Linked DNA regions of Mus musculus: all the other regions are linked to region 3. Evidence: chromatin contacts called from ENCODE Hi-C or POLR2A ChIA-PET data. All regions are on one chromosome and are shown on one strand. The core of a region is the stretch at or near the end of the contact, and the rest is flanking DNA. Distances in the headings are between cores, read along the strand shown. Region 1 holds the start of Zswim3 (zinc finger SWIM-type containing 3). Region 2 holds the start of Zswim1 (zinc finger SWIM-type containing 1). Region 3 holds the start of Ube2c (ubiquitin-conjugating enzyme E2C).

Evidence for each region. Hi-C counts contacts between places; a loop is a spot of excess contacts on that map. ChIA-PET counts read pairs that join two places held with the same protein, here RNA polymerase II (POLR2A).
Region 1: POLR2A ChIA-PET joins it to region 3 with 53 read pairs in embryonic stem cell. The contact joins the promoter of Zswim3 here to the promoter of Ube2c in region 3. A Hi-C loop is called at or near these places in 1 of 37 maps with a recorded cell type or tissue (gastrocnemius). POLR2A ChIA-PET finds 5 or more read pairs at or near these places in 4 of 5 experiments (Patski and embryonic stem cell).
Region 2: POLR2A ChIA-PET joins it to region 3 with 44 read pairs in embryonic stem cell. The contact joins the promoter of Zswim1 here to the promoter of Ube2c in region 3. POLR2A ChIA-PET finds 5 or more read pairs at or near these places in 4 of 5 experiments (Patski and embryonic stem cell).

Annotation. Positions count from the first base shown.
Region 1 is chr2:164,803,627-164,806,404 of GRCm38, reverse strand. Zswim3 (zinc finger SWIM-type containing 3) reads right to left here and starts at 1,291. Exons shown (of 2, transcript NM_178375.2): 1 at 974-1,291. The coding sequence starts at 1,128. Acot8 (acyl-CoA thioesterase 8) reads left to right here and starts at 1,524. Exons shown (of 6, transcript NM_133240.2): 1 at 1,524-1,715. The coding sequence starts at 1,588.
Region 2 is chr2:164,821,279-164,823,978 of GRCm38, reverse strand. Zswim1 (zinc finger SWIM-type containing 1) reads right to left here and starts at 1,293. Exons shown (of 2, transcript NM_028028.2): 1 at 779-1,293. Zswim3 (zinc finger SWIM-type containing 3) reads right to left here. Exons shown (of 2, transcript NM_178375.2): 2 at 1,852-2,700. The coding sequence ends at 2,290.
Region 3 is chr2:164,768,585-164,771,284 of GRCm38, reverse strand. Ube2c (ubiquitin-conjugating enzyme E2C) reads right to left here and starts at 1,356. Exons shown (of 6, transcript NM_026785.2): 1 at 1,205-1,356; 2 at 891-918. The coding sequence starts at 1,305.

The sequences.
Region 1 (2,778 bases), core at 42-2,541, 35 kb before region 3:
TGAATTGACTTTCAAATTGATTCATATGATTAGATTTCACAGCAAAAGACTGGGCACACAAACCTTCCTTTTTACGAAGGGGCGGGGCTGCTTCCCATTTCTCTCTGTCTCTCCCTCCCGCCCCCCAACTCCCCACTTTGGTTTTTCAAGACAGGTTTTCTCTGTGTAGCCCTGACTGTCCTGGAAGCTGCTCTGTAGACCAGACTGGCGTCGAACTCACAGAGATCTGCCTGCCTCTGCCTCCTGAGTGCTGGGATTAAAGGCTTCCACCACCAACCCCCTTTCCCTGTATTTTTTTTTTTAAACCAAACTGATTTGTCTCAAACTCATGACCCGCCGGCCTCAACCTTTTCGCATTGGGCTTCTAAACCTGCACCCTTATTCTTTCTTTCAAAGAAAAACTAAAAGCTAAATTTATAGTAGGCTGTTTCACCTGAACCCTAAAAGCCCTGGCGTTTTCATCAGCTTTTAGCCCCTAAAGTCAAATGAGTCAGGGAGCTACCACCAATAATTCTGACACACAGCCCTGCAGAGTAAGAAAGGCACTCAGGGAGCACCACCTTGGATAAGGAAGGTGTTTGAAAACGGCTGTATCTGGAGCTCAAGAATCATTTACAAAATCAATCACCGAAAAGAACCAACCAACCAACCAATGAGCACCATTACTGCTTTGTAAAGAGGAGGCTAATGGAGGAAATTATTACTAAGGCGTTTCAATTCACTCCTCAACCAGCCTTGCGCTTGAGATAGATTCTCTCAACAAACAAATAAAACGGAAAAACAACAAGATGCAGTTACTGCGAATTCCCAGGAAAGCTCGTGAATGAAGGAGTGGGAGCAAGCGCGGCGGGTAGCAAAGGCCACGCCGGTGAGGTTTCCCTCGTTTTTCCGCAGGCACGGGGAACGTGGCTCCTCCATGCACGCCCTCCTCCTCCAGGCAGCCCTCCTCCCCACCCTCCTGCCCCGCCCTTACAGGATATCCTCGCGGAAAGAGGTGCCGTTGTTGAGGTTATGGAAGCGGACGGAGATGCAGTCCCTGACAATGAAGGAGCACCTGGTCTCCTTTTTGTAGGCGCTGAAACACTCCTTGAAGTCCTCGTAGGTCTTAAAGCAGCTGCCTAGCTCCATGGCCGGGGACTGGCCCTCCTAGAACCTAGAACCACGGCAGGGGTCAGAGGTCACTGGGTAACGGCTGGCACGGGCCCAGCTGCGGTCCCGAGTGAGTGGCTTACAGGGCGCTTGGGAGGAGCCCAGAACAGGAGGAGACCGGTAACAGCAACCTAGGGGCGACTTTGCTCAGTGACAGAAGAGGAAAGACGCTCATCCCTTATTATTCATCTCCAAGGCTCCGCCCCCTCGCTGATTCACCCAATCACACGCGGATGTCCAAAACTGACACAAATATCCTCCAATCTTAAGATAGAGCTAGCCGCGCCCACTCTGAAATTGACAAGCACATCGACCAATCACAATCTGCGTCTCGCTCCCCGGAGCCCTTGGGATTTCCGGCCCCTGGAGCGACCTTCCGGAAGCGCTGGGAGCCTATATAAGTTTCCGCGTTTCTCTCAACCGCAGCCAGCAGTGAAAATGTCAGCGCCAGAGGGTCTGGGAGATGCTCATGGCGACGCCGACCGCGGCGACCTTTCCGGGGACCTCCGTAGTGTGCTGGTCACGAGCGTGCTCAACCTCGAGCCGCTAGATGAAGATCTCTACAGGTAGCCGGTAGCGCCTCTGAACTAGGCTCGCACCCCTCTTTCAGTATAGAGTCGCGATTACTGCCATCTCCCTGTGAACCTCAGTTCTGGGGTTAAGAGTTGGATGCAAGCTCTGCTGCAGTTAGAAGGCATGTCCCTGGCATCCATCCTTGCTTCCTCTTCAGGAGGCGATCTGGGGGGTGGGGGGGGAAGGTGTGTGTGTGTGTGTGTGTGTGTGTGAGAGAGAGAGAGAGAGAGAGAGGGAGAGAGGGAGAGAGGGAGAGAGGGAGAGAGGGGACAGAGACTCCGCTACCCCACAAGGCAGCTTAATCTGGTAGACTGAGTGTGCGTGTGTGTTCGTTTGTTCAAGCCATCCCTTAATGTCTGGTAAGTCATTACTTATCTTTCACTGAAGTGGGTTTGTAACAATTTTTTTGTTTTGTTTAGAGACAAGATGTCACTAAATATAGTCCTGGATGACCTGGAATTCACTATATATATATGAATGGAGAGGGAGAGAATGAGAGAGAGAGTATATATATATACACAGCAAGTTGGCTTGGAACCCACAGGGATCCACCTTCATTTGTCTCTTAAGCGCTGGCAGGAGTTCACCACCAGGTCTAGCTGGTTGTCTTGTTTTGTTTTGAGACAGGCTTTCTGTATAGCCCTCCCTGGCTAACCTGGAACTCTGTGTAGACCTGGCTGGCCTTGAGCTCACAGAGGCCAGTGTATCTCTGCCTCCCAAATCCTGGGCTCAAAGGTGTGTACCACCATGCCTGTTCAGTGACAGTTCTGACCCATGCAGCCCTTACGACTTTATCAGAAGCTATCGTTCTTCCAGCTAGGTAATTACTGTCTTGGGCCAGGAGCGCTTTTCAAATTGTTCTGTAAAGAAAAAACTGACAATCTCAGGGTTGAGTGCTAGGACTCAGGGTTCAGGCTCCAGCACTGGGCAAGCCCTTTCACCTAGATTAATCTGCAGGTAGCCGGCAGCGCCTCTGATTTCGGCTAGATTAATCTGCATTCAGTTTCACAACCTCAGACTGTTTTTTTTTTTTTTTTTTTTTTTTTTTTTTTAAGG
Region 2 (2,700 bases), core at 44-2,543, 53 kb before region 3:
TACCCCTCTGTCTCAAAAAACAAAACAAAAAAACCCATATGGCATGTGGACCTTCTTTTTCTACAGAAGGATTCTGCTGTGTAGCTCTGACTTGTCCACAGCAATCCTCTCACCTCAGCTTCCAAGTGCTGCAAATAAGGCATGTGTCAACATTTAATTCTTTTTTAAAAATCATTCTAAATATTTGCATGGCCTTTCTGTTCACAAATTCTTATAATTCTTACCAACTTTTTCTTTGGTCCTGGTATATACCAGGAAAAAAAAACTGCTCAAAATTTGCTGTGAAATATTGAGCAAGCCAATTGCCTTCTCTGAAACTTGATTCCTTTCACTTTATTTATTTTTTTCTTTTGGCTTTTTTCGAGACGGTTTCTCTGTATAGCCCTGGCTGTCCAGGAACTCACTCTGTGGACCTCGAACTCTAAAATCTGCCTGCCTCTGCCTCCCAAGTGCTGGGATTAGAGGCATGCGCCACCACTGGCCGGCAATTCCTTTCACTTTAAGGGGGCTAGCATGTGTGTAACCTCTCCTGCGCCTACACATATCCTGATTGGATGTAATGCTTTATGCAAATGTTTCCCATTTGGCTCCATTCACTGTCCCCATTTCGCCGATGAAAGACTCAGGTTCAAAGACACATGAAAGACTGAGGTAGAAAGCATAGGCTATCTGTCCATCATTACAACAGCTGGAAGCCGAGCTTTGGCTCCAGATCCTGATGGCATCCTATAGAGTCCCAAATTATGGATCAGGAAGGGAAGGCGGCCTCTGACCTCACCTGAACACCGGTGGGGGACGCGGAAGGCTGAGGTTCGTGTTCAAGCCCAGCGGAGCCGAAATCCACCTTCCACTGGTGGAAGCTGAATGCACTAGTCGCTGAGACCCGGCTTCACGCCTCCACGGCCGAGACCATTCGCGCACCGGCAGACGCGGCAGCCATTCCTCCCACTGGGCCCGCCTCCGACTGACTGACGTCCAGCCTCGCCAATCACCACGCCAGCTTCACAATGACTCAGACCAAAGGAGCTCGCTGTGGAACTTGGGAGTTACGGACCAATCCTGGACTGGCAGCTCCTGGACGGGGCTGTTGCCAGGGTTACAGAGGCTCGGCCAGAAATCACCAATGAGAGCTTGTGGAAGGATGTTCAAGCCCGGAACAGGCCGCCCGAGGGCGAAGCCTCCCTTCGGTCTAGGGGGCTGGAAAGGCGGCACCTTTTAAAGGCCAAAATAAAAATAAAAAAGAGCAGTGTTTTATACGGACAACATTTAGTTTGTCGGCTATCGAGCTGTCAAGCTCCGTAGATACAGAATGGTGGAAAAAGGTGCAAATGTAATCCTGCATTCTTTGCCTTGTGGAGAAACTGAGGCTTGTAATTCCGGTTATTCAGGGTCTGAGATAGGATCAAGAATTTGAAGCTAACTCAGGCAACCTAGTAGGACCAAGTCTTAAACAGCTGGGTGTGGTGTCACACGTATTTAATCCTAGCACTGGGGAAGCAGAAGCCAGCCTGGTCTACATCAAGTTCCAGGCTAGGCTTCTCTCGAAAATAAAATTAAAAAGTTTAAATTAGGAATTTGCCCACAGCGTCCCAGCAAGTGGCTTGCAGTAAAATCTAGGATTTAGGTCGGTCTTTCCTCCTGGTCCCTGACAGGACAGAATGAACAAGACAAGCTACCATCTGTGTTGTAGGATAGGTTGGTAGGAAGAGGGCAGAGTATGGGGGTGCATTACTAACCCTCTGAATGTCAAGTACCCCATTAGACAACATTCATGGTTCCTTTAAAATGACAACGTTTTGAGGCCGCTAGTCTGGGCTACATGAGGCCCCGTCTCAAAAAACACAAACGTGAAACAAAACAAAAACCGACTTTATTAGTGTGAATAAAAATACGTAACAGGTATTTTCTAAAGAGCAGCAACAGTTGACAATCAAGGGCTACCCTCCTCCCCCTCTGTCTCTGGACACAAAGCTCCTTTCCGGGCCCATTGTGTTTATCCTAACCTGGGCAAGGGTTCGTCTGTGTAGGCTGGGAAGAAAGGAGCATGCCCTTTCATATGGAATAACTTTGGCTTTGAACAATGAACAAGGTGTCTACAGAACGCCAAAGGTAGGGCTGAAATGAGGCAGGGTCAAAGGATTGTCACAGTGGAGTCCCTCTCCCCCGAGTTTTAAGATCTTCTTAGCCCTTACCTAGGAAGACACTGATAAAAATACTGACCTACAGTCTGACCCACCACTTTGAACTGTCCCAAGGTGGTTCTGAGATGGGTTCACTAGTACAAACACTTCAATCATGAACCATGGCTTCAGCAAGAGGGGGGCTGTCTGCTTCCTCTAGCTTTCCCCAGAGGAAAGGGAGGCAGCCCACGTCTCTGAAGTCAACTGGCTGCTGACTGGACTCAGGCAGCTGATAGGGGTCTGCCCAGATGTCCACAATCTTGCGCAGGGTGGAGCAGCGCTCCTCCAGCTCTGGCCCCTCGGTCTGCATCAGCAGGTTTGCCAGCTCCCTGCTTAGGTCCCGAATCATGTGGTTCTGACCTTGCTTTTCAGGCTGATCTGTGTTTGGGATGATTCCACGGTCTTGCAGCTCCCCATTGGGGTCAAGGAGGTGCTGGTATTTCTTCTGCCACCGGCAGCACACCATGGCTTCCCCTACTGGCTGCTGGCTGGTATGCAACAGAGCCAAAATGTGGCGGCA
Region 3 (2,700 bases), core at 107-2,606:
GGAAACAACACTCAACTGCTGGGTTCCAGTGTACACTTTCAGGCACAGCCAAAGGGGTCACTTGTTGGGAGCCCACTCTTAGCAGAAAGCGGCTATCATCTCTGCAGCCATCTCAGGCTATTTACTTACAGGTTGGTACTTTTCCACCCTGACGAGAGACAATGCTGCTTTTGCAAGAAGCTCACCACAGCTGAACACACTCTAATATCATCCTGTTTTTCCCAAACACATCCTGGACTGGCTAAGTGTCTCCAGCTGCACTCCCCAGCCTGTGCTTATACACCTATAGTTGCCTTCCAATAAATGAGACTTGAAACTGTCTTGTCCCCATTCTTTGCATCTCTTGCCCCTCCATCTCCACTCTCTCTCTTGCAGACCCTGTTGACTGAACCTGTTGATTGACCGGGTCAATCACTGGGTGAGAGCCTGCACTGCCCGCAGCATACTCTGCCTCTGAATAAAGCAGTTAGAGCCAACTCTCAGGCTGATCGCCAGGCTAGGAGGCAACAGGAGGCACCTCCCGTGCTTCCAAAGTTTCCCTCCAAAATCTGGTTTTCACCAGGAATTTAAGTGTCACTAAAACATGCAGATTGCTATTTAGGGGTAATGTAGCAAAGGACGACCAGAGGAGAGAATTCGAAGGTGATGGGACCAGCAATTCCAAGAAGGGTGGGGCTGGGCAAGGTTAGAGCTGGGGCCTGAAAAGGTAAGCATCGATGAGCCCAGATAAGCCCGACAGCTGCGGAGCTCGTGACGGTGGGCGTTCAAAGGGCTTCCATAAGTGAGTACATTGCACCCATACTAGCAGGTGGCCTGAAGTAGTAAAGGAAGTTACGGATAACGGGGTGGGGGATGGGAAGGTAGGTCAATTGATCTTAGAACACACTTACCATGAGGATCATCAGTTCCTGCTGTAGCCTGCAAGGAGAAGTCGGGGTTACTCGGGGCAATGGATACTGTCGAGGAAATATATCACTTCCCACACGACTATCCTGTCGTGGAGGCCTTACCCCTTCTTCAAAGGCAGGTTCAGCTCTGGCACTCAATTAGAGGACCCAGGTGAGCCTTCGACCCCATGTTAACCCCAGCGCTCGCAGGGCAACCTATGAGAGCTGCCTGGCAGCGCCATCAGCCTTCCATTTCCTGCGTTCCTGGTACCCCCTCATTTGTCCCAAAGCCCCGGGGTGACCTCCGCACCACTCACCGCTTGCCCACAGGGCCTCGGGCGGCGCCCCCGCAGGGCTCGGCTCCTTTTCGAACCGCGGCAACGCTGGCAGCAGCTGGGTCGCGGTTTTGTGAGGCCATCCCAGAGGTACTGGCACCGAGACAGGAGTGTGGAGAGGAAAGGGCAACTGCGGGGCTGCGGGCCGCCGCCCGCGTTTGAATTGCAACCCTCCCGCTGCGCTAGCCAATCAAAGGCTCGCTTAGGTTTGATCCAGCCAATGGGACGCCCCGGAATGCTCTGCCCCTGCGCAACTGCTAGGTCCTCCCCAGTAACGCGCCACGATTGGACGGCGGGGCGTGCCTCAGCTAGCCAATTGGTGAAGAAAGCTGCCATTAACTAACGAATCGGTGGCGGATTGGTGGCCTTTGGACGACGCCGACCATTAAAGGGTCCAAGGACCGGTCCACGTGTATTCGCCGCCCCTCCCCCGCCGGGTCTCTTTGGAACCCCGACTCCTGTCGCTGGCCTGTGATTTGGCTGTGCAGCCAGGTATGAATTTGACTTCTTGATCCCTCCTGCTTTCACTGCCAAGTGTTGAGATTTCACGAACGAGTGCTCACACACCGGGCGGTGGTTGGACTTCCGTCCAAATTCGCTGGTCCGTCCAGGGACACGCCCAGCAGGGGGCACATCTTCTGGAATAGGAAGCATTTTTCTCCTCACCCTATTAAAATGTTAGTTACTTTGGGTTCCCAAGAACTTAAGCCGGGCGTGGTGGCGCACGCCTTTAATCCCAGCACTGGGAGGCAGAGGCAGGCGGATTTCTGAGTTCGAGGCCAGCCTGGTCTACAAAGTGAGTTCCAGGACAGCCAGGGCTATACAGAGAAACCCTGTCTCGAAAACCAAAAACCAAAAAAAAAAAAAAAAAAAAAAGGGGGGGGGGCCTGGAGAGATGGCTCAGCGGTTAAGAGCACTGATTGCTCTTCCAAAGATCCTGAGTTCAAATCCCAGCAACCACATGGTAGCTCACAACTATCCTTAACGCGATCTGACTCCCTCTTCTGGAGTGTCTGAAGACAGCGTACTTACATATAATAAATAAATCTTTTTTTTTTTTTTTAAGATTTTATTTATTTATTTATTATATGTAAGTACACTGTCGCTATCTTCAGACACTCCAGAAGAGGTAGTCAGATCTCGTGATCGGATGGTTGTGAACCACCATGTGGTTGCTGGGATTTGAACTCCTGACCTTCGGAAGAGCAGTCGGGTGCTCTTACCCACTGAGCCATCTCACCAGCCCAATAAATAAATCTTAAAAAAAAAAAAAAAAAAAAAAAGAACTTAAACAACCTAGGCAGGTGAGACAGCAGACTCCCGATTAGTAAACGTGGGTTCAGGGGGTGCATGCCTATAATTTCTTGGAAGGTGGTAACAGGCAGGAGTTGAAGGTCATCTCTAAGTTAGGTTGGGCTATATGAGAATGTACCTTAAAGAAACAAAAACAGGATCTGATGGTGCTCAACGCCTTTAAT